Regions from separate parts of the Mus musculus genome. Here region 2 is linked to region 1. A link is a contact called in ENCODE Hi-C or POLR2A ChIA-PET data. All regions are on one chromosome and are shown on one strand. Each heading gives the region's core, a stretch centred on a gene start or an enhancer-like site at or near the end of the contact. The rest is flanking DNA. Distances are from core to core; before and after follow the strand shown. Region 1 overlaps Gm27021 (predicted gene, 27021). Region 2 holds the start of Emc8 (ER membrane protein complex subunit 8).

Evidence for each region. A loop is a pair of places that touch in the nucleus more often than their neighbours do. ChIA-PET counts read pairs that join two places held with the same protein, here RNA polymerase II (POLR2A).
Region 2: a map of left cerebral cortex shows a loop between it and region 1 (2.2-fold over the local background). The contact joins the promoter of Emc8 here to the enhancer-like site in region 1. A Hi-C loop is called at or near these places in 1 of 37 maps with a recorded cell type or tissue (left cerebral cortex). POLR2A ChIA-PET finds 5 or more read pairs at or near these places in 3 of 5 experiments (Patski and embryonic stem cell).

Annotation. Positions count from the first base shown.
Region 1 is chr8:120,615,667-120,618,318 of GRCm38, reverse strand. All of the region lies in intron 2 of Gm27021 (predicted gene, 27021), which reads left to right. The region is part of intron 2 of 1190005I06Rik (RIKEN cDNA 1190005I06 gene); the gene reads left to right. Among named protein-coding and RNA genes, the nearest start is that of Gm33075, 12 kb to the left of the region's middle. Within about 2 kb of position 1,343, at least 1 of the 3 ENCODE cell types and tissues checked has a DNase peak (open chromatin) inside an H3K27ac peak, as active enhancers do.
Region 2 is chr8:120,666,758-120,669,409 of GRCm38, reverse strand. Emc8 (ER membrane protein complex subunit 8) reads left to right here and starts at 1,323. Exons shown (of 5, transcript NM_010926.6): 1 at 1,323-1,653. The coding sequence starts at 1,432. It overlaps Gm27021 (predicted gene, 27021), which reads left to right and starts at 1,268. Exons shown (of 4, transcript NM_001308449.1): 1 at 1,268-1,653. The coding sequence starts at 1,432. Cox4i1 (cytochrome c oxidase subunit 4I1) reads right to left here and starts at 1,185. Exons shown (of 5, transcript NM_009941.3): 1 at 1,055-1,185; 2 at 28-101. The coding sequence starts at 1,164.

The sequences.
Region 1 (2,652 bases), core at 94-2,593:
GCTCCCAATAGAGCCAGAGTGCTGTTTGATAAAGCACCAGTAGAGGGAGCCCGTGAGCCATAATGCCGGCTCAGGGACAGAACTTTGAGTCTTTTGGGAGGGGAGGCCTGGGGAAGGCTGAGAGGGAACCTTGGATCCTGGGGTGTCCTAGGTGGAGTCTAGATGTGGGGTCATGGGCATGAGTTCACTTGGCCCTGAGCTTTAGGGCTAAGAAATGAGAAATGGGGTCCGAAGCAGGAAGGGTTAGAGCCACAGGAACGATAGGTTGCTATAGGACGTGCCATTCACATATGTATCATTTCAATAATCTGGGTTTTTTTTATTATTTTTATTTTTCTAAATTTATTTTATGTCTATGAGTACACGGTAGCTGTCTTCAGATACACCAGAAGAGGGCATCAGATCCCATTACAGATGGTTGTGAGCCACCATGTGGTTGCTGGGAACTCAGGACCTCTGGAAGAGCAGTCGATGCTCTTAACTGCTGAGCCATCTCCCCAGCCCCTAAGCTCTGTTTTTTATAGCCAGGGAGATCGAGGCTCAGAGAGACAAGCCACCCATTTCTACAGTCACCCTAGGTCAGGAGTTCCCAACCCTGGCTGTTATAATCTCCAGGAAGCTCGACAGACAGCCCCTGTCACGGAAATGGAGACTCCCCGGTAACTGCTAAATCTCCCAGGGTGAAACCCCAAAAGAGCCAGGAGGAAGAAAGCTGGGTGTGGTGGGGTGCTGGGGCACACCTGCAATCCTGGCACTTGGAAGTTGCATGTAGGAGGCCAGTGTTGGCGATGGGAAGCCCTGGCTCAACATCAGAAGAAACCTCTCAGAGAATTCCTACAGGTGGCTGTGGGGTTATTACAGCCACATCCAGAGCTTAGCTTAGCCCATCCTTGGCTCGCTGTGAATCACCGTGTCTGAGTTCAGCTTCTCTGAAGGTGACTTAGCCTGGATCTGTGGAGTCTGGTTTGCCTACAATAGAGACTGAGGTACCACAGAAAAGAAAGCTCAAGGTGGCGGGGGGGGGGGGGGGGGGGAGGGCAGGAGGGAGCCCAGCCCTTGGCACAGCCCCAGAAGACCTCCTGCACAGGCTCCAGGCCCACCCTACGCCTGGGTCCCTAGCCTGTGCCCTGCCTCACTTGTTCCCCTGGAAACAGGCTTCTAATAGCCTGAGGCAGGCAGGGAATTGACAGATGACAGCTCTAGTCCCCAGGGTGGCTAGCATTTGTTTTTTAATCTTTACTGTTGCCTAATCCTCCTGAGAGCTTTGCTTCTGCCCAGAGGCTGTGAGGCTGTGAGAATGTGCCTAGGGACCTGCCCTCCCCTCTCCCTTCCTTCCCACTCATCTCTTCTCCCAGTCTCCCTCCCTATTCCCTACTTAAACCCCTCTCCTCCTCCCTCCTCCCGCTTTCCTCCTCCCTCCCTGCCTTTTCCTCTTCCTCCATCCTCCCTCTCCGCCTTTCTCCTGGCTCCCTGAGCCCCAGATACTGTCAGCTTAAGCTTCAGGCTCTGTCCCCAAGCTGACCCTTCACTACTGTGTCAGATTCGGTGGGGGGATGGGGAGAGGAAGGGGCATTAGTGTGGGGAGGGGGGGGACCTCTATCATTGTGGGGTAAATTTCTCACTCTATTTTTGAGACAGGGTTTTTCTTTGTAGTCCTAGCTGTCCTGAAATTCACTCTGTACACCAGGCTGGCCTTAAACTCACAGAGTTCTACCTACCTCTGCCTCCCAAGTGCTGGATTAAAGGCATATGCTGCCACCACCAACGCGTGTGTGTATGTGTGTGAGTGTGTGTGTGTGTGTGTGTGTGTGTTTGAGTGTATGTGTGTGTGTATGGGTGTGTGTATGTGTGTGTGCATCCAATGGTGTTTTCTCCTTGTGTATATGTCTGTGTGAGGATGTTGGATCCTGGGATTACAGACAGTTGGGAGCTGGGAATTGAACTGAACCCAGGTCCTCTCTGAAAGATCAGTCCATGCTCTTAGCCCCTGAGCCATCTCTCCAGCCCAGCATCTCCCTGTCGCTGCCATGTGACTACGTGACAATGTGCACACAGTATGAACACGTGGTACTGACTGACATGTGATGATACTCAGTGTCCTGTGCTGTTGTGGGTTGGATTGTGTCATCCCAAGATTTGTCCATGAAGATGTTGCCGTGGCTCATGCCTGCAATCCCAGCACAGAGGGGAGCTGAGGCAGGGGGATTGAAAGTTTGGGAATCCACGGATATGTAGTGAGACCCTGTCTCAAACAAACAAACAAAGAAAGAGACAGGACAGGGTTTTCATCAAAATGGCCATGTAGGAGTATGGTTCATCAGCCGTGGTCAAGGTGACTCTTGGCTGGTCACTGTCCTGTTCACATACTGCTTGAGGTGACTGGCTGGTACTTATAGGCATTGTCTTACCATGGGTGACGCGTTGCGTACCTCCTGTTGTCCTGGCTCACTGCAGGTTGAGGGCACTGCTGGGGAGACAATGTCTTTTCTGAGGGACTGGGAGACTGTTGAGGCCCACGGTATCTCAGTCACTGTGTCTTCAGCCCTGAGGGAAGATGAGAGAGGTTTCTACATCTGGGACTTATCAATCACTACTTTAGACCGACGTTCTGGGCATTCCTGGGCCTTCGTGCAGAGCAAGCCGGGAGACAGA
Region 2 (2,652 bases), core at 74-2,573, 51 kb before region 1:
AGGGAAGGGAGTGAAAGTCCTGCTCACCATGTGCTCGAAGGCACACCGAAGTAGAAATGGCTCTCTTGCCAATCAGGCTCAGCGCTCTGGAAGCCAACATTCTGAAAGACAAAAAAAAACCCTTATACCTCTTAACAATGACAGCAAACACCTTTTAGCCAAAGTCTTTTTGCGGCAAAACATTAAGGAAGTAAATGCAACTTATCCCCCGAAATGTTAAATGTTTTTTTTTTTTTTTTTTGGTAATGATTTCATCAACTTTTTAAGGCACGGACTGGCCTGAAAGCTTCCACTATTACCTTCCTCTACCTCGTAAGAGCCGGCATTACAGGCCAGAGGCATGCCCCCAGGATCCGGTTTTTATTACTGATGCGAAGGCACAGGGTGAACTTCCTTACATCAAGCCAAGGGCTGTAATATACATGGCTTTGGCCAATGACTATAAATCCGGCTTCTTAAAAAATTAACTAGAAAGACAAAAATGACTGAAACTGCTAGAACTAGATATATAGATAGATAGATAGATAGATAGATAGATAGCACGGTAGCACACCTCCTGCGACTGAGTTTTATTTTAAAAATTGACTTGTACAGAGACTGCGAAGGGCAAGCGGGAGGAGGCCGCCCAGGCTCAGGCCCTGGCCCGCTTCCCGTTCCTGCGTCCCGCAGGCGACCTGGATGACCCTGTCACCCGCCCCAGCGACCCGAGCCCCACGCCTCACTGTAGCACAACCCCTGAGATTCGATCCCCGAGAAAGAACGTCCGAGCCCGGGAAAAAAAAAATCAACGCCCGGGGCGGCAGAAACCGTAGCGTGACGTCAGGGCTCAGGTCGCTGTCCCTCGGGCCTGGCACAGCGGGAACGCCCGGTGCCCGGCAGGCCGGAGCGGGGACCCGAGACAACAGACCCGCTCGGGGAAGCGGGCGCCCCAAGGTCACCGAGCCGCTCAAGTCCCGGGTCCGGGGGCGTCTCGGAGGCACCGCTCCCGGCCCCGGCGCTCCAGGTCCTCGGGCCCCCGACCGTGCCACCCTCACCCGCCGTCCAAGGCCGTCACCTGCCACCGCTGCCCAGGCGACCGCCGCGACCGCCCTCTACACCCTGGGGTGCTCGCGACCGGAAGAACGGGGCCCGCAACCGGAAGACCAAGACGGAGCCGCGAAGCATCGCGGGAATCAGGGAAGCCCCGCCCCAAGCCCGTCCGTTTCAGAGCGCGGGGCGGGGCGGGGCGGGGCGGCGCGGCTCGGGGCAGGGCGGGGCAGGACGAGGCGGGGCGGGGCGGTAACTGTCGCGAAAGGCCGAGCGGGTAGCAGCTGCTTTCCGGCAGACGTTTTCCGGCCGACCGGCTGAGGCGGGAGGCCGCGGCCGGAGGTGCGAGAGCGTCACGGCGTGCAGCGGAGGGTCGTGGCGGAGGACCGCGGTGCGTGGGTCGCGATGCCCGGCGTGAAGCTGACTACGCAGGCCTACTGCAAGATGGTGCTCCACGGCGCCAAGTACCCGCACTGCGCCGTCAACGGGCTCCTGGTGGCCGAGAGGCAGAGGCCGCGCAAGGAGCATCCTCCCGGAGCGGGCAGCCACACGCTCTTCGTGGACTGCATCCCGCTCTTCCACGGCACGCTGGCTCTGACGCCCATGCTGGAGGTGGCGCTCACCCTGGTAAGCTCGCGGTCGAGGCCGCGGCGCGGGGTTCCGGGCCGGGCGGAGTCGGGCGCCCTTCGCGGGACGCTGCGGCTGCTCCCGGGGAGCTCTCGAGGTTTTGTAAGATGACCGAGAAACTCGAATGTGTGGTGGACGTCCTTAAAACCAGCACTCGAGATGGGGAGGCAAGAGTTCGAGGCCAGCCTGGTCTACATTAGTGAGATCTGGGATAGGTAACGTTTAAAGTTTAAACTTAATGTGTTTGTGAGGCCACAAAGAAAAAAATGCCTATAGCATGTAAATCTCTAGTTTTACAGAGGTTTTTTTGTTTGTTTGTTTGTTTTTGTATTTTGTGGGTCCACTTGCCGATTTTTTTGCCCCAGACTTGCTGTTTTAGCAAGATTATAGGTTATAATACGGACTGCTGTTTCTGCGCTTGTAATCAAACTCGGTTTCTCTGCTTAAGAGACATTTGCAAGACCCGGAATTCTAACTCTGCGGTTTGCCTTTATAAAGCCCTGGACTGATATGGTCAGGCGCTGCTTACTACATCTTGGAAGCGCTCTCAGGTGCAGTCCTGACGCACCTGAGAAACAGATCAGACCCGTAACCACCCAGTCTCCCCACAGCCTCATTTACATCTCAGAATGAGCTCTGAAGTTAAAAATCTGAGCTGGCCTAGGAGGGAATGCTAATCCTGTCTCCCCCTCTCCCACCAAAATGACTGCATTGAATCGGAGACTTGCTTTGAATGTAGCCCCCCATGCTAGCCTGGCACTCCCAGCACTTCCTGCTCTAGATTCCTGAGAACTGGGATTACCGACGCGACTCGCATTCCTTGATTTCTGTTTCTTTTGTTTTCTGGGGGAGAGGGTTAGGGTTTCACTCTTGTGGCCTTGCCGAGTTTGGGACTCTTCTGTAGACCAGGCTGGCGTCCTACACACAGACCAGCCTGCCTCCATCTCCTGAGGCTAGGTCTAAAGGTGTGCACTACCACCACACCTTGCTCATCCATTA